2 separate regions of the Homo sapiens genome follow, and region 2 is linked to region 1. Evidence: read pairs that join two places in POLR2A ChIA-PET (ENCODE). Cell type or tissue: PC-9. All regions are shown on one strand. Each heading gives the region's core, and the rest is flanking DNA. Links, peaks and the distances in the headings are about the cores only.

What was found. Peaks named below come from ENCODE experiments on the same cell type or tissue, not always from the same donor. Only the 100,000 strongest peaks of a DNase experiment are listed, where the experiment ranks them.
Region 2: POLR2A ChIA-PET joins it to region 1 with 25 read pairs; 3 of 35 experiments call an interaction of 5 or more read pairs at or near these places.

Annotation. Positions count from the first base shown.
Region 1 is chr21:25,925,882-25,935,111 of GRCh38, forward strand. All of the region lies in intron 13 of APP (amyloid beta precursor protein), which reads right to left. Among named protein-coding and RNA genes, the nearest start is that of GABPA, 200 kb to the left of the region's middle. In PC-9, for the core only: no CTCF peak of the experiment used is centred there; no DNase peak of the experiment used is centred there.
Region 2 is chr21:26,145,043-26,154,272 of GRCh38, forward strand. All of the region lies in intron 1 of APP (amyloid beta precursor protein), which reads right to left. It overlaps LOC124900466 (a long non-coding RNA gene), which reads right to left. Exons shown (of 2, transcript XR_007067829.1): 1 at 4,095-9,230. Among named protein-coding and RNA genes, the nearest start is that of APP, 21 kb to the right of the region's middle. RefSeq lists an enhancer at 3,894-4,463. In PC-9, for the core only: no CTCF peak of the experiment used is centred there; no DNase peak of the experiment used is centred there; H3K27ac peaks cover 1,197 bases.

The sequences.
Region 1 (9,230 bases), core at 546-8,545:
GCCGAGATTGTGCCAACTGCACGCCATCCTGGGCAACAGAGCAAGGCTCTGTCTCACAAGCCAAAACCAAAAACAAACAACAAACAAAAAAACAATTCTCAAAAACAAAGCAAACAAAGCAAGGCATGAGATGAGTGTGAGCCAAGAAACAATACTGCCAGGGGAATATTGCCAAAACACCAGAGTCATGCCTTGAAGTTTCTTATCATCAGGGTCACATTTCTGAACCAGAAAGCCACAGGAAAGGAAAGACTGGTCACAGACTTCCTTCTTCCCTGGACCATTTGTTACGGGAAGTTCTCAGGAAACAGGTCAGTAAGTGTAGAGGGCATCACAGGACAAACTTCATTGCTGGGTTTCCCAGAAAAGAGCAGCTCTCCCCTACTGAAGACACTTTTAGCAGACGGGCCTTCACTAGTGAGTAAATATACTAAAGAAGCATGGACTTACTTGTAGGTCGGTGGAGCAGCTGATTTGGGAGAGAACCCATGAGATCTTTAAGGACGGTAGGGATGTTCTGATTAGCATATATGCTACAGCCATCTGCGATGCCAAAGCCATACTGTGATGGGACTATGCCAGTTATGACACCTTCATAACCATGAGAACTGCACTCATGGCCTTTTCATACCCATCTGCTGATTTGATAACCACAATAATCTTCCTTAGTGGGATCACTACTCCCACTGACAGTTGAACAAACTGACATCCATCCTGAGAAGTATACTTAAAACTAGCAAGTGGCAGAACTGAAATCTGAACCCAAGTATCCCAATTCCTAATGCAACCTTCTCACTGTTCCATGAAAAGTTCCATTTTATAGAGGACATGGCTATATTACTTGGATTAGAAACTAATATTAAAGAAGCATATCACGCCTGTAATCCCAGCACTTTGGAATCATGAGGTCAGGAGATCGAGAGCATCCTGGCTAACATGGTGAAACCCCATCTTTACTGAAAATACAAAAAAAATTAGCCAGATGTGGTGGTGGCACTGTAGTCCCAGCTACTCGGGAGGCTGAGGCAGGAGAATGGTGTGAACCCCGGAGGCGGAGCTTGCAGTGAGCCGAGATCGCGCCACTGCACTCCAGTCTGGGCAACAGAGTGAGACTCCGTCTCAAAAAAAAAAAAAAAAAAAAAAAAAAGGAAGCATAAACCCATCTATCATCACAAGCACCCTCTTTTTCATACATTTCAAATTTTTGATAGGTTTGAAAAAGAATGAATTCGACGGTATCTTTTAGAAGCCAGGATAAAAGAGATTAAAGCAGTAGTCCAAGGTCACGGAGATTCCTGATGGTGGAGCAGGGCTGAAAAGCTCCCTCTTCTAGCTAAGTGAGGCCTGCCTGTCACTTTGCTTGGACAGCCCATTCTCAATAGCACTTTCCTCCCAGAACACTCTCCCAAGTCTTTAGGTTTCCCTTTCTCAGGATGAATACGATGGCTACGTGAATGGCCAGAAGTTTCACCAACTCTAAGTCAAATTGTAGTGTAGCGACCTAGGCACTTCAATGGTCAAGAGAGATACAGCCCTGTATGACGCGGCCACATTTTCCAACTTGGGGAAGAATTTATACACATATTATCACAAAGTAAATGCTGTACCACAAATCCAGTTTTTATCTTGACCTCCAGAAAATTAGGTCAGTTATTTTTAGCTACACTATCAATCTTGAAAATCTCCCAGAGTTAAAACTCAGACTACATGTCTAAATCGGGGTTTATTTTTGTTTAAAAATAACAGTTTCCTGGCCACACATGTTTAAATGAAGCATGCTTTGTCCCCTTATGGTAACAAACTGCCCTGGAAGGGACACAAACAAAGCTTCACATCATTTGTGAAAATATTCCTTATTGCTAGGGACATTTTCCTGAAATATCACTTGTCTGGCTTAGACTGAGGGTACAGAAGAAGTCCCTTTTCCTTTAAAACACATTTCCTTTTGGCTTTCAAACATCATAGATCAAAGAACTTAGACCTACCAGTGGCATCAGTCAGTAATCAAGATAAAGACCAGCCAGGCTCCCTGGCATCTAAAAGCAGATTGTAGGGCTCCTTTTTCCCGTTTACCTGTAGAACTTGTGCCAATGTGCTGATCTGATTTCCAACTACATTAGGGAGTCTTGGTCCTGCCTGGGTTGTCAGGAACTTAAAGTAGAGACTAAAAAACAACTTTATGGCCAGGCGCGGTGGCTCACGCCTGTAATCCCAGCATTTTGGGAGGCTGAGGTGGGCGGTTCACGAGGTCAGGAGATCGACACCATCCTGGCTAACGAGGTGAAATCGCGTCTCTACTAAAAATACAAAAATTAGCCGGGCATGGTGCAGGCGCCTGTAGTCCCAGCTACTCAGGAGGCTGAGGCAGGAGAATGGTGTGAACCTGGGAGGCGGAGCTTGCAGCGAGCCAAGATTGTGCCACTGCACTCCAGCCTGGGCGACAGAGCGAGACTCCATCTCAAAACAAACAAACAAACAAACAAACAAACAAAAAAACCAAGTTTATATACTACAGAAATAATCTCTGAAAGATGCTGTATTAAGATTACAACACACACACACAAACACACACACACATATCTTCTTGTTTTGAGGAAACGTACAGTGAAGTATTTAGGTGTAAAGGGCCATTATGTCTGCAACTTCCTTTAAAAATTTTTAAATATATTTTTAGAACTTTTCTAAGTCTCCAATTATACTAAAACAAAAAGTTTAGTACTGTAGGCATTGTCAGCTTTAATTTATACATATTTGGATGTCTTCCTCTGGTTCGATTTATAGTGAAATTACATCATATGCCCATTAATGTGATACAAACTGCATGTCTTCTACAAACAAAAATAAAAATAGAAGTGAATGTAATTTTGATGCCTTTTTTTTTTTTTTAACTGGAGACAGAGTCTTGCTCTGTCACCAGGTTGGACTGCAGAGGCGTAATCTCGGCTCATGGCAACCTCGGCCTCCTGAGTAGCTGGGATTACAGGCGCGCATCACTACGCCCGGCTAGTTTTTGTATTTTTAGTAGAGACAGGGTTTCACCATGTTGGCCGGGATGGTCTCGATCTTCTAACCTTGTGATCCACCCGCCTCGGCCTCCCAAAGTGCTGGGATTACAGGCATGAGCCACTGCACCCGGCCTGATCCCTCATATCTTTTAAACATAAGTCAATTATTTCATATGGTCTTTAAGCCAAGAAACAGCTATCTCTTCACTCTTCACATGCTGGAGGAAAAACTGGCTGCCTGGCTGGTTGAGAGATGTGTACTTTGATGGCTGACCTGAAGACATTTCAAGGTGATTGTTACGTGAAATTCTCTCTTCAAATCTGACTTGAAGAGTCTAACCTCTGCAGCATATGTTATGACTTCACTGTGAGTCTTCTTTTATTAATAAAATATAATGTTTTTACTAATTATAAGAGTAACATAAATTTCATGCCAAAAATGTAGAAAAAAGGAATGAGAATTCATTTACAATTCTAACAGCAGAAATAATCAAGAGTAGTGGTTTTTTTTTAATGGTTTTATTCTTACAGCATTATTTTCGTCTCTTTATCACTTTACTATGCAATTTTTATGACTATGCTTAAGGAGAGTAAATTTTTCGAAGTTATTGAGGCAATGGAGAGTCTTTGGAATGAGGATAATTAGGCCTGAGGACACAGAGGAATCATGAGGAAGAATTCTCCAGTTTCATTCCTTTTTCTGGGTACAGTTTGTTTCTCCTTCTAAGTAAGTTCCTAGATATAGAATGAATTGGAAAAAATGAAACGTGAGGTTTGCTACGTCTATAACAGTATCACATTTCATTTTTTAAAACTGCCAATGCTTTCAGTGAGGACCAGAAAGTACAGTGAGAAAAAAAAATTCCTCAAATATTAGTTTTCATGCTCTTGCACGCATTTTTATAAAGGCAAAAGTCATTCTGGTGCCTGTATACAATCTAAAGGCATAATCTCCTGGAGCCTTCAGTGCTGGTTTTGGGGTTTTCTGGAGATCAATCCACAGTGTCCCATTTTTTCTGCTGGAGCTCTGAACCCACTAAGAGAGAGCAAGAAGAGATGTAAACCTCTCCTTTGCTTCTGATAAAGCCAAGCCCTTACTAGTCCACATGATGCTTTCTCTGGGGAGTGAGTCACATACAGGAGACATGGCTTGTCCAGCTGCGTGCTGGACTGAATTTCAGCTCCAACCTGAACCTTCCAACAGGACAAGGGAGGGAGGAGAATGGGCCGTAGCAAGACTTGCCCACAGCATTGCCATAACAGCTGTGCAGGCTGTGGGTACAACTCTAAGAGCAGCACTCATTTTGTAGTTTCAGTGAGTCGTGTCCCTAAAGCCGTGTCCTGTGTGACCAGCCCCGTCTCTCAAGCTCATGAGAGAAGTCTATCTGACCGGGATAAGAAGGATCCTGGGGCGGGCCCAAGCAAATGAATGAATTGGGAAACAGTGCCCCTCCCGGCAGCCAGCAAAAACTCCGCCATGCTGTGAAGAAAGTGCATTCTAATTGATTCATGTTGATACATGCTGAATTGATGGAATTTTATACTTCAAAGGATGCAAAGAATTGGTTAGCAAGTCTGATGAGCTCATGGTAGAAAGGATGATTTTCAACATCCATACATAGTGAATTTCATTCAAAGAGCCTAAAAAGACTTATGCAGATAATTATAAGGGGATCAGGCAAGTGTGTAATAGCACAAATTATATATATATATATATGTAAAATCACAACACAGGATTGGGTCCTTTTCCCACAGACAGCACATCATCCTTGTATATATGATAGCTCATTTGAAATGTTTATTTATGCAGATTTTAAAAAGCACACAAACCCTGTAAGCACTTCTGCACAGTGGCCTACTCGTGTTTTCTTTAACACAAAACTTGCTTTCTGGTGAACAATTCTAGATATAGCAATGGTTCTTTCTCCTCTGCTTTAGCTTATTCACAAGCTTCTTTAACTTCTTTAACAACGTGTGGGGAAACCAAGCCTGGCAACAGAAAGCACTTCACATGGGGGGCTTGGAAATGAATGGAAAGCGTCTGTCTTCAGGAGAGCATTCACGATGCACAGGAGTGAGAGAAGCTGAAAAGAGTCACTTTAAAAGAAATAATCTGCAACCAAGAAAATCAAACCACTTTATCATAAACTAGTGAGCCCCTCCCTCCCTGCCTGCCTTCCTTTTTCCAGGGGAGTGCTAGAAATAACTTCATCAATTTCTTTTCACTTGAAGGGCTCATGGTTCAGAAGAAAAGATGGGCATAAAAATAATTACTATTACAAGTGTTATGGTAGGGATACCGACAGAATGACAAAGAAACAAGCCTGGGCTTTAGGGATGTGACTAGTGATATTACAGTGGGGCCCCAGGGAAAGAGATCATTGTCCTAGCAGATACAAGTGCATGTACCGAGGCACAGAGGACAAGCTGCCCAGGATCTGTGACTCTTCTGGCTGCTGTGGTACAAGGGAAGTGAAAAGGGAAGCAGCTTAGCCAAGAGGCTTTCAGTTTGTGGGATACAGAGGGCAGAGGAATACACTGACCTATACCATGAGTATGCAATTAGCAAAATCCCAGCCTATGGGAATTCTACGGGTCAAGTGACCTGCGCTTCATGAACAGGTAAACTGTAAAAAAAGGATGGAGGAGAAGCCTGGAGATTATAAAAGACTAACCAGACAAGTCAGCAGTAAAAAATGGCCAAAAGCATAGCCGATAAGGATGCACACAAGAGTGATACAGCCAGAAAGATATTTCAGGAACTGGCCCAAGGAAAAACAGTGGGCATTTTGGTGGCGGTATTTGGGATAGGGCGAGATGCTATCGGGGTGGAGGATAAACTTCTAATTCTTGACCTGAGTTTAATCTACGAAAAGAGAAAATATGGGGGAGAAAGGTTCTGTTTACACATGTTGAGTTGCAATCTTTCAGAATATTGGGTGGAGCCAATGGAAACATGGACCCAGAGAGCTCACTTCTATGCTGAAACAGCCCACAGGGAAGCATCAGAATGAAAATGGAAACGTTCCCAATACTAGCAGAACTCCACAGGCGCTTTGAAAAAAACATCCACATTAGATTCCCCAAAAGGGATTTATCTGGTAATAAATTCTGCTAGACAATGAACAGTTCCACCCATGATAAAATAACATGTTGTTGCTGCAAATTCTTTGTATTGTCTAATTGCAGTGCTTAACGTAATAAAATCAGGCTGGTGTTATTGTTAAGAACTAGAGAGTGAAGCATTTTTTATCCAAATAAAGTGCAATGGGTTTTAAATCAAATCATTTTAGAATAAGAATCCTATGAGATAATAATAAAATGCAACTTCATCTTTTCCTGCCGAGAACAAAGAAGAAAATAGTGTAGGAGATGAAAAGTAAAGTAGACCCAACCTTTTTGCTAATTTGTTTTTAGATACGTACTCCATGCAGACAATGGTGAAGTGAAGTGAAGTGAAGGGGTGTCATCTTATTCACCTAGAGAACCACAAATCTTGGTGCTGGAAAGTACGATCCATTCGACATGATGGACTATTTCCCACCCGGCCACTCACTCGAGAATGGATAACCTGTTTTCCCGCCTGGGGTAACTGCTTTCCATGGATGTACAGCTTCAGGCCTCATACGAGAGGATCTCACAACAATCTCTTCAAACTTTTTCTAATCCCCACACTTTCCAGTCTTGGCACAAGACCTCATCCAGGCTTCTGAGTCTTTGTTGAAAATTTACACAAAATTCTAGAAATGTATTTTCTTTAAGATAGTTACTTTAAAAATGTTATTTTCATCTCAGCACAGTTAGCCTTTCCTTATCTGTTCTTAAAATGTTTCAACTTGAAACTAAAAAAGAAAAAAAAAAACACATTTCATCTCAAATTATGATATACTAAATAATTATTGACTTGGCCCCAAACATTTCTACTCTTTTCTTCTTACACAATCAGATTTAAAAATGTAACTACCTTTTCTAAACATACAATATTAAAGCATACTCAACTTCAGTAACAGGTAATGAATGTACCTCAAAAGTCAGAGCCTCTACGTTAAGTACCATAGTGCTCCAACATCGTTTTTTACATTTTTAAAATTTTATTTTTTATTGATACATAATAGATGTGCATATTTTCAGATTATATGAGAAAACTTAATATATTCATATAATTTGGAAAGATCAAATCAGTATAATGGGATATCCATCACTTAAATGTTTTTCTTTTCTTTTTGCTTTGAGGAAGGGTCTCTCTCTGTCACTCAGGCTGGAGTGCAGTGATGTGATCATAGCTCACTTGAACCTTGAACTGCTGGGCTCAAGTGATCTTCTCACCTCAGCCTCCAGAGCAGCTGGGTCTACAGGCATGCACCATCACACCTGGCTAATTTTTAAATATTTGTTTTGTAGAGATGGGGTCTCACTATGATGCCCTGGCTAGTCTTGAATTGCTGGGGTCAAGTGATTTTCCCACCTCGGCCTTCCCAAGTGCTGGGACTATAGGTGTAAGCCATCGTGCCCAGCCTGTCTTCTTTACGCTAGAAACTTTCAAATTAGGTTCTCCTAGCTATTTTTAAATATACAGTAGATTACTGTAAATTAGTCACCTTGCTGATAATTAAATACTAGGTCTTGCTTCTTCTATCAAACTGTGTATTTGTATCCATTAATGAACCTCCCTTTGTAAGTATGATGTAAGCAATCCTTACTTGGCTACACTATAAGCTTCAACAACAAATTAAAAAATGATTCACATTATAGAGCATTTATACATGCCTTTTCATCTTCCAAGTGTGGTAAACATTAATTAACCCTGGCTAATTAAAACAGCCACAGTTGACACATTTACTCATTAATCAGCCTCAAGCAAATGCAAAGCATTAAACTCTTTCACGTTTTGGTACCAATTAAATGTTATTATTTTTTTTTTAATGAAGAGGTCATAAATTTAAGACATGTAGTTCTTAGATTTAAATTTGATAGTGGTTGAAAAAATTTGACAATAGTTCACATTCTTAAAAGTCAAGGAAAATAAAAACATAACCGCATTATGGGTTGAATTTTCCCCCAAAATATATGTTGAAGTCCTAATGCCTACACCTAAGAATACAGCCTTACTTGGAAACAGGGTCTTTGCAGATATAAGATGAGGTCACAATGGAGAAGGGTGGGCCCTTAATCATATTAGAGAAGACACAGAAACAGAGACATGGGGAGTAACACCATGTGAAGACAGAGGTGGAGATTGGAGGGGTGCATGTACCAACCAAAGGAATATCAAGGGCTGGCAGCAGCACTAGAGCAAGCGAAAGGCATGAAACAGATTCTCCCCTAGAGCTGTAAGAGGCAGTGTGGCCCTGGCAACACCTTGCTTTAGGACTTCTAACCTCTAGAATAATGAGATAATGAGAGTATATTTCTGTTGGTTTCGGCCATGCGGTTTGTGGTAACTGGTTCCAGCAGCCCTAGGAATCTAATACACTGCCCATGTAAGTGAATATTAGCTATTTGCTGATAAGACAAGAATTTCTGGTTATAATAAATATACTGGAATAGAATGTGGTTTCTTTTTTTTTGAGATGGAGTCTCGCTCCAGTCACCAGGCTGGAATGCAGTAGCGTGATCTCGGCTCACTGTAACCTCTTCCTCCCAGGTTCAAGCAATTCTCCTGCCTCAGCCTCCCGAGTAGCTGAGACTACAGGCGCCCGCAACCATCCCCGACTAATTTTTGTATTTTTAGTTGAGACGGGGTTTCACCATATTGGCCAGGCTGGTCTTGAACTCCTGACCTTGTGATCCATCTGCCTCGGTCTCCCAAAGTGTTGGGATTACAGGCGTGAGCCACAACACCCGGCCGAATGTGGTTTCTTAGTGAGTCCTTTACTCAAGGCTGGAATTAAACAAAGGAGATGAATCACGAGCTCTATGATAATAGTCTAATAGTCTAATCTAGCCCTCTTAAGTGCAGAGATGTTTTCCCTCTGAACACCCGTGTGTTTCAGCTCTGTTCCTCTTCCAATGCCCTTCCACAGGGAACAAATCCTTTCTTGACCACCAATGGCTGCATGACTTATCCTGAGAAGATCATGGGGATTTTGGATGCCAGGTCAACCCTTACACTCAGCAAGGAAGTGGAAGGGCCTCAGTTTCAAACACTTTGTAAACACAGAGGTTAGGTCATTTCCTCTCCAATAAGCCAGAAGCTGAGCTGTCCCTGGCAGCAAACTGTGTGTC
Region 2 (9,230 bases), core at 178-8,177, 220 kb after region 1:
GGATTCTAGATATCACATCAAAATACGTGCCTTCCTAACATTAGAGATGTTTTACGTGGAATGGGATGGCTTGCCTGTGGGATGAAGTCTCTGGGGAGAACTATCAAAAGCTGGCTGACTACCTACCAGGAATGGCAGAACCAAGGAGTCCTACATTCAAGATGTGCCAAGAGGGAGCAGCCTCTAAGGCAGTGATCTCTAACCTTTTTGGCACCAGGGACTGGTTTTGTGGAAGACCATTTATCCATGGGGTGTTGGGGGTGGGATGGCATGAGACTGGATGGGATGGGATGGTTTTGGGATGAAACTCTTCCACCTCAGATCATCAGACATTAGTTAGATTCTCACAAGGACTGGACCAGGCAACCTGGATCCCTCCCATGTTTAGTTCACAATAGGTTTTGTGCTCCTGTGAGAATCTACTGCCAGGAAGCAGCACTCAGGCAGTAATGCTCACTGGCTCACCTGCCTGCCACTCACCTCCTGCTGTGTGGCCCGGTTCCTAGCAGGCCATGGACCAGTACCTGTCCATGGCTGGGTGTTGGGGACCCCTGCTCTAAAGTATCTGCGTACAGTTAAAAAGACTCAAATAGTACAAAAGGTGATAATATACAAAGTAAATATGTACTACCTTCTCCTCCATTCCAATGTTCTCATTGCCCAGAGTCAGATTTTGTCAGATTCACTTGAATCTGCTACTGACATAATACACATATAAATTTTCTGTTTTTTATATAAATTACTGTTTAATCTGTGATTATGCCTGCATTCTGAATGTTTTCACTTATATCGGTATGATTTTAGATATTTCTATACATCAGTATGGTTATGCCCACTTTTAATGTATCAGCATAATATTCTACTGTATAAGAGTTTTTTAAAGGCTTGCTTAGTTGATACAAATAATGCTCTCATAATATCCTCATCTGTGCGCATTTATACAATATACTATGAACTAATTAGTTTCTAGAATTCCTAGATCAAGGGATATGTACATAAAATTCTAAATGACTGATCTAAAAAATTTCTGTACCAGCTGCATGCAGCGGCTCATGCCTGCAGTGGGCAGATCACTTGAGGTCAGGAATTCGAGACCAGCCTGGCCAACATGGTGAAACCCTGCTTCTACTAAAAATACAAAAAATGAGCCAGGCGTGGTGGCTCACACCTGTAATCCCAGGTACTCGGGAGGCTGAGGCAGGAGAATCACTTGAACCTGGGAGGCAGAGGTTGCAGTGAGTCCAGACTGTGCCACTGTACTCCAAGCAAAGAAATATCTGTTATCAATTGACAGTAGATGAAAATGCCAATCTGGCAAGCCTTTTTAGTCTTTGCCCATCAGGGTTTTAAAAAACAATGTTATATCACTGTTTTACTTTGCATTTCCCTGACGACTATGAGATTGAGCATATCTTCATAGGTTTATTGGCTGTGTATTTTTTCCTGTGTACTATAAAATTCTTTGCCTTTTTTGTCCACGTCTAATAGAGATTCTGTTAGACATCCACACTGAAATATTTATACATAAAATTATAGAATTGAAATTATTTCAAAATAACCCAGTGAGGGAAAAGAGAATTGAGCAGGTTGAGAAAGGGGAATACAGATAAAACAAGACTGGGTGAGAGCTGATCATTGCTGAGCATTCAGCGCACTATTCTCTCTTGTGTATGTTTAATTCTTTTCATAATAAGTTTTCAAAAATGTTCATTTTTCTCTGAAGATGTTCATATTTAGTATTTCTTACTGATTTGTAAGAACACTTCATGGAATAAAAAAGTTTGCCTTTTGTTGCTGACAAACTGTACTGGGTACATAATACTAGGTAATCCAGTATTGGTACTGGGTAAATAATTACCCACCTTCCTTCTATGTACAGTCAGATAACCCAACACCATTAACTAAATAATCCATCTTTCCCCTTTCTGATGTAAAAAGACACTTTTATCTTGCACTAATTTCCAATATATGCACAACTTTATTTCTAGACTTCCAGTTTGCCCCATTGACCTATCTATGCATGGGATGTGCAGTTTTAATTTCTATATCTTTACATTTTGCTTCTGGTTTTTTATTGGCTATTCTTACCTAATGGTTTTTCCCAGATGACTTTTATAATAATTGTATTAATTTTCCTAAGTATCTACTACACTTATAAACACCCCTCCCTGCAGAACTCCTTCCCAAAGACAGAGAGCCTGCTTTTCTCTTTCACACTGGTATGTTTTTATGTTTCCACCTAGGGTCTCATCTGTTGCATGCAAGCTCAGAATTCACTTGACATGCTGATAGCATATAATGTTAAAGAATTCTTCTCTCAGTGTAAAAAATATTTAGCTACTGTGGAAGGTCAAACTGCTAAAACCGACTGGTGTAACATTTGAATGCTGCCCTTTATATAAGCTTTATTTTTATAAATAAGCATCTGACTAGAAAGTCAGTAAAAGAGCATGATATAATCAGTCTGAAGCCCAGTGTTTTAAATATAATACACTAATTTTAGACCCAAGTATTTTAGTTTTGCTTTATTGTCTACAGTTTCTTAAGAAGATGTAACTTAAAAGAAAAAAAAAATCTTTTAAATGGCTCAATCAATTTATTAGAAATAAGCGGCAAAGAGCATCTGTTCCCACAGAGCAACTGTTAAGTTAATCCCCATTAAGTCGGCCTCAAAGCACTTGGATGCAGCTACAGGATGTGGGTGTGATAGGATCACACAGGCGAACACCTGATAGGGCCTTACACACACCGGGCTAATCAGAACATCAAAAAAAAAACCTGAAGTCTCTTGGAAGGACTGAAAAATCCAATCCCTCCCCAACCCCCCCAAAAAAACCTCCCAAAACAGACTATTCCATTCAATTCAGATTTTGTGAATTAATGAAATTTAAGAGCCACCTGAAACCACCAAAGATACACAGTGATTTTCTCCCGAATCTAAGGTCCAAATGACACAGGTAGAAAAATGCACTGATAAAATGTTAACAAAAATGCATGTCTAATACTTAGAGCTACGTGTGAGCAGGTTTTAGGAGAAGGATATTGATTCTCCCTGAGGCATGAGCATTACCCACCATTTCAGGAAGCCTCTGCAAGTGGAGAAGCCACAAACCCCTTCAAAAAGATCTCTCAATTACCCACTTCCCAGTCCCCTCTGATATGTGGTAAACAATTATTTCAATGAGGTTGGCAGAGATTTTTCAAAGCTAGCAGGCAGGCATTTTGCAGCTACCTCCAGCTGGTCCAAGCAGCCAAGGCTGTCACCAGTGCCTGGTCACCGCTGAAAACACAAGGAGGGGCAGGACTAGGGCAGGAGAGTAGATGGAGAGAGCTGTGTCCCGAACCAACATTCTTGAGATTCCTTTGCTAGTGTTTTTTCTTCAGGGTTCACTGAGAAGAGGAAGGTCAGATGGGGAGGGACAAAACCCAAGGAAATGAGGCTCATTTCAAACTCTAACAACTTGATCACAAACAAAATGTATGTAGAATTACAAATAAGTTATTCTGTTTTCAGGCATCAAAAATGTTATCAATGAAATGTTGAGATGCTAAAGCAGTGAAATGTGAAACGAAGCAGTGTCACAGGCAACTGGGCCTCTCCCCTGGCCCATCCCAGGAGGGATGAAGGGTGGCTGATATGAACTCTAAGGATTATTCTGAAGGGGCCAACAAATGTTACAAAGAGGCTCAAAAATAAAAATCAGAACCATTTTTCCCTCATTCATCCAGGGCCTACTCCTGGCCATGTTCTGTGCTTTGCACTTTATTCAATTTAATTCAATTTTTCTCCTAAGCAATCTATTTAGATACTTTGTAGATGTGGAAATTGGTTTAGGGAAGCTTACATCATTTTCTTGCAGTCATATTTCTAGTAAATTGAAAGAGTTGTGACTCAGATCCAAGGTCTGAATGACTCCAACATCCACACTCAGAACTTCCTTCACTTGGGATTGAGAAAAAGGGAAATAATGGAATTGGGAGGGGGAGAGAAGACACCAAGTAGAGATATCAGCATTCAGAACTTCCTGCAGGAGAGGGTGAAAGAAGCTGGCAGCCAGGAACTGAGGGCCTTACTGATTACTTTAGTATCTTACCAATCAATTGCATTCCAAGGCTTGCTTACTTAGGAGGCTGACTGCTTAGTCCAAGAAGAAACACTGGCTGAACTCTTTGACTTATTTTGCTGGAGGCAGAGAAGATAAGTGGTTAAGAGTAAAGACAATGAAAACATAGTTTAAACCCAGTCCACTGGCCAGCTCCCTCCCAGCTGGGGATAACAGTAGGTACCTCACAGGCTGCTGAAAAGAAAAAATTAAGTGAAAGCACTTTTCAACAAGGCCTGGTTCATAGAATGAGCTACATACAGTACCTGGTAATTAGTATTACTATTGCCACAACCAAGGAGGCCTCTCAGCAAACTATTTTTACATATGCCAGAAATACAGTTATTTTTTCCAGACTAATAAATCACAAACAATATGGCACGGTTGACCGCCAGGTTACTGATGCAATTTCTTTTCACTGGAACCAAAAAACAAAACCACCACCAAATCTGAACTAAGTATAATACAATAATTCTCCCTGTCTTAAATTTTAAAATACAGAAGAAAAGATGAATTGCTGTATACTCTAAACGCTCTTTTAAATGTTTGGAGTACAGAATGTCTTTCATGAAATCATCTTGATTAAAATGTACATTCTTTTCCAAGAAGGGAGTAAACTGAGTATGGAAGACCCTCACCATTAGTTTTTATAAATGATTGATCAATGGGAATCGTCACTGAAAAATTGCATACAATTTTTGGAATGAATGCAAATTGATGGAATGTTTGTAAGCTCATGTGCTTCTTCCAACACCCCAGCATGCTCCCACCTCACAGCCTTTACACTGTATTGTTCTCTCCAGGTTTAATACTTGTAGAAAAGGGGAAAAAAACCTTTTTTCTCTACCCTGTTAGGTTCAGCACATGAGGCCTTGCCAATTAAACTGACGAGACAGATTCGCAGGGGAAAAAACACAAATTTTATTTAATGTTATTATTTTTACATGAGGGAGGGGAGAGGAGGGAGCTCCACAGAAAAGCAAAAACCCAAAAGAAGCAGTTAGGCCTGAGAGCATACACACCATTTTAACAAAGAGCAATAAACTGTGGAGAAGTCACAAGACAAAGGAGAGGGGATTAGGGCTTCCAGGGGAAGTGTGGTAAGGTAAATATATGGGGGAAACTAATAGAAGATAAGGGTTATTTCAATAAGGTTTGTTTCTGCAGGCGATGGTGCCACCTCTAGTGGTCTCTCCAGGGATGGAGAGGGGAAGGAGGATACCTTCACACAGCAAAATTTTTATAAAAAGGGGGTAAAGCTTGTCCTGGGTCTGCTATTTCTCGATTGTCTTCAGCTCAAATTAGTACTTTGCTGAAATGGCATATTTGGGGGTAGCATATTCTGATCCCCTTCATACCCTTCCAGACTGTGTCTCTATCCAGCTCCTCACTGGCTTAATTTTTCTTCATAGCACTGACCACCAAGTGGCACAGAGTATACTGATTGACATCTAGATAGACAGATAGATAGACAGATAGATAGACAGACAGACAGACAGATTGACTGATTTGCTCTCTGCCCCACCCAACAAAGTACAAGCTCTGTGAGATCAGGAAGCTGGCCTCTTTCATGGTTGTATCCCAATGCTTGGCATAGTGTTGGTGTTCAATTAATGCACCAAATAAATGAACGGATTTCCATATTATATCAATATTTTCTTACAATTAGAATTTCTGTGATGTTGATAGTGTAAGAATTTGTTTTTATTAGTTTTCAACAGTATCAACATTTACTCATTATGTAGTTACAGTATTGTATTTTTTTAAAGTAAACAATAAACAACACTGTCTTTGCTCCAAATACCTATAATGTGAAATATATAAAACTGGCCGACTGACCACAGAAACGGCAGTTAATAATCAAAATTACATGTGTCTGGCTGAATGGACTCCACGACCTTACACTAGGTTCTGTAACAGCAGCATTTCATCACAATTTGTTAAATTTGAAGATAAATACCGTCTCTTTTCTGGTCAAAGATTCTTATATCTTTGGAAACTTGACAGAATTAATGTTTTTGACTTGTTTTTCACCACATAACATCAGGAGAGACTTTAACAGCAGTGAAGTGGCAAGGAGGACGCTTTATTTATATCCGTGTAATCATGTAACCCACTTCATGCTCCCACTGAATGGCTCCAGTAAACTGAAATCACAATTTCACTAATATCTACATTCCAGCTCCAGCTACATTTGCCTGTCAAATGCAACAACTTACAGTTAAGCTTCTGCCTACACGAGCAATCACAGAACCATTAAATAAGAGGATTGCTTGTTTGAACTACTAGATCAGCCTTTCCTTATTTTTGCTAATCTGTGTGGTGTACGTTCATTACCTTTTTTTTTTATGTTAAAGACCACCATGCGTAACACTACTTGACAGCAGCAATTTATAGCAGTGGTCCCCAGCCTTTCTGGCACCAGGGAATGGTTTGATGAAAGACAATTTTGTGGTTTGGTTTCGGGATGAAACTGCTCCACCTCAGATCATCAGGCATTAGATTCTAATAAGGAGTGTGCAACGCAGCTCTCACTTTCTTACATGCGGTTCACAATAGGGTTTGCGCTCCTATGAGCATCTAATGCCCTGCTGATGTGACAAGAGGCAGGGCTCAGGCAGCAACACTCACTCACCCATTGCTCACCTACTGCTGTGCAGCAAAGCTCCTAACACGCCACAGACCGGTACCAGTCCATGGCCCAGGGGTTAGGGACTCCTGATTCACAGCATTACAATAAATAATAAATAATTAAAATATTACCTGATATTTGGCAAACAATCCCTCTCTAAGTCACTACTTCCAGCCTATGTTCAGGCTAGAAATGCCAAATAAAAAAGCACATGTCTGTCTGGGCACGGTGGCTCACGCCTGTAATCCCAGCACTTTGGGAGGCCGAGGCGGGGGGATCACGAGGTCAGGAGATCAAGACCATCCTGGCCAACATGGTGAAACCCTATCTCTACTAAAAATACAAAACAAAAACAAAATTAGCCGGGCGTGGTGGCGGGCGCCCGTAGTCCCAGCTACTCGGGAGGCTGAGGCGGGAGAATGGCGTGAACCCGGGAGGCGGAGCTTGCAGTGAGCCGAGATCGCGCCACTGCACTCCAGTCTGGGCGACAGAGCAAGACTCCATCTCAAAAAAAAAAAAAAAAAAAAAAATGGGCCAAGGATCTGAATAGACATTTCTAAAAAGCAAATGTACAAACAAACAAAACAAAACAAAACAAAAGCACAAGTCCACAACTACATAGCTCCAGTTTCCCTAAACAGATTTACCCATTCAGTAAACATTACATGTACAAAGAACTTAAAATAGTATGAGATTTAATGTTAAGAAATAAAATGTAGGATCTAAAACGTAATCTATAGCATAATCTCAAAAATGGTTTAGAAATGACATAATAATACAGACATTTGTGGGTGGTAGGATTATGCATATTTTTATATATTTTTAAATATATTTTTCAAAAGCTTCCTATAAAGAATGTAATTCTTTCCCAATTCCAAATCTAGCTTAAACATAATTTTACAAAAATTATTCTCTCAGAATGTAAACTAGTACCACCTCTATGGAAAACATTATGGAGATTTCCTAAAGAGTTAAAAGTAGATCTACCATTTGATCCAGCAATCTTAATACTGGGTATCTACCCGGAGGAAAAGAAGTCATTGTATGAAAAAGACACTTGTACACATATGTTTACAGGACCACAATTCACAAATGCAAAGATGCAGAACCAACCTAAGTGGCCACTGACTAATGAGAGGATAAAGAAGATGTGGCATATATATATCAGGGACTACTACTCAGCCATTACAAGGAACAAAATAATGTCTTTTGCAACAACTTGGATAGAGCTGGAGGCCATTATTCTAAGTAAAGTAATTCAGGAATTGGAAAACCAAAAACCGTATGTTCTCTCTTATAAGTGGGAACTAAGTTAGGAATAAGCAAAGGCACACAGAGGGACATATTGGACTTTAGAGACTCACGAGGAGGAGGGTAATAGGGGACTAGGGATTAAAAGAAAAACTAGACATTAGGTACAAGGTACCCTACTTAAGTGCACTAAAATCTCAGAATTCACCACTACGTAATTCAACTAAGTAACAAGAAACCACTTGTACCCCAAAAGCTACTGAAATAAAAATTATTCTCTCAAAAATTTTAAGCCCTAAACTTCAGTTCCTATTGTTTATATTTACTAAGAAAAACAACAGAAAACACTGTTTTAAAAATGGTGGATTTTTTTAAGGTTAAAGGTATATAAGACAGCTGCCTAAGGAAACGCAGATACCCCTGTACCTTGTTGTTGTTGTTGTTTTTCACTTTTTTAAAAAACATAGAGATGGGATCTCCTTATGCTGCCCAGGCTTGTCTCAAACTCCTGAGCTCAAGCAATCCTCTGACCTCAGACTCTCAAAGTTTTGGGACTACAGGCGACAGTCACCATGCCAGCCAATATCCTTGTACTTTTAACTCATTCCTACAAGCCATGAATCCTCTAAGCATTGTCCCAGACACAGCACTGGCAAACTTCAATCGTTTTCATCAGAATATAAAGAAACACAGGGCATGCTTAACTTCAAGGTTGATATTTCCTTTGTGAGTAAAGCCTTGCCACAGATGAGAAGTCCTGAGGATCAAACAGGAAAACTTTAAGTTTAATTAAATCTAAAATCATAAAACCTAAGTTATATGACTAAGCAAACTCTTCAAAGCACTCAGTCAACATCCATGCTGGTAAATATTTCAGGAATGAAATGAAAAATAACTTTCAATTCTAAAAGTTCATCCATCATGCATGCTTCACGTTGTAAAGCAAATATTTCACAAAAATGAGTTTACAACAAAAGAACACCAATCCCACTTCTCCAACCCTCCATGTCAGGCAGTAAGCTTTCCACATTTGCTTACATTCTGAAAATAACTATTTTACATGCCAGGAATGCAATAGGCTTAAGCTGTCAAAAAGTATCATACTTTAAGTGTAACTGGGTAAGAACTATGGGCACACACACAATAAGCCTTCCAAAACAAGGGGAGGTAAATGAAATCTTAATACCTGTGTTTCCAGAAGCCCAGAAATGAAGTGCAATTCCTTATAATCTGTACATGTTTAC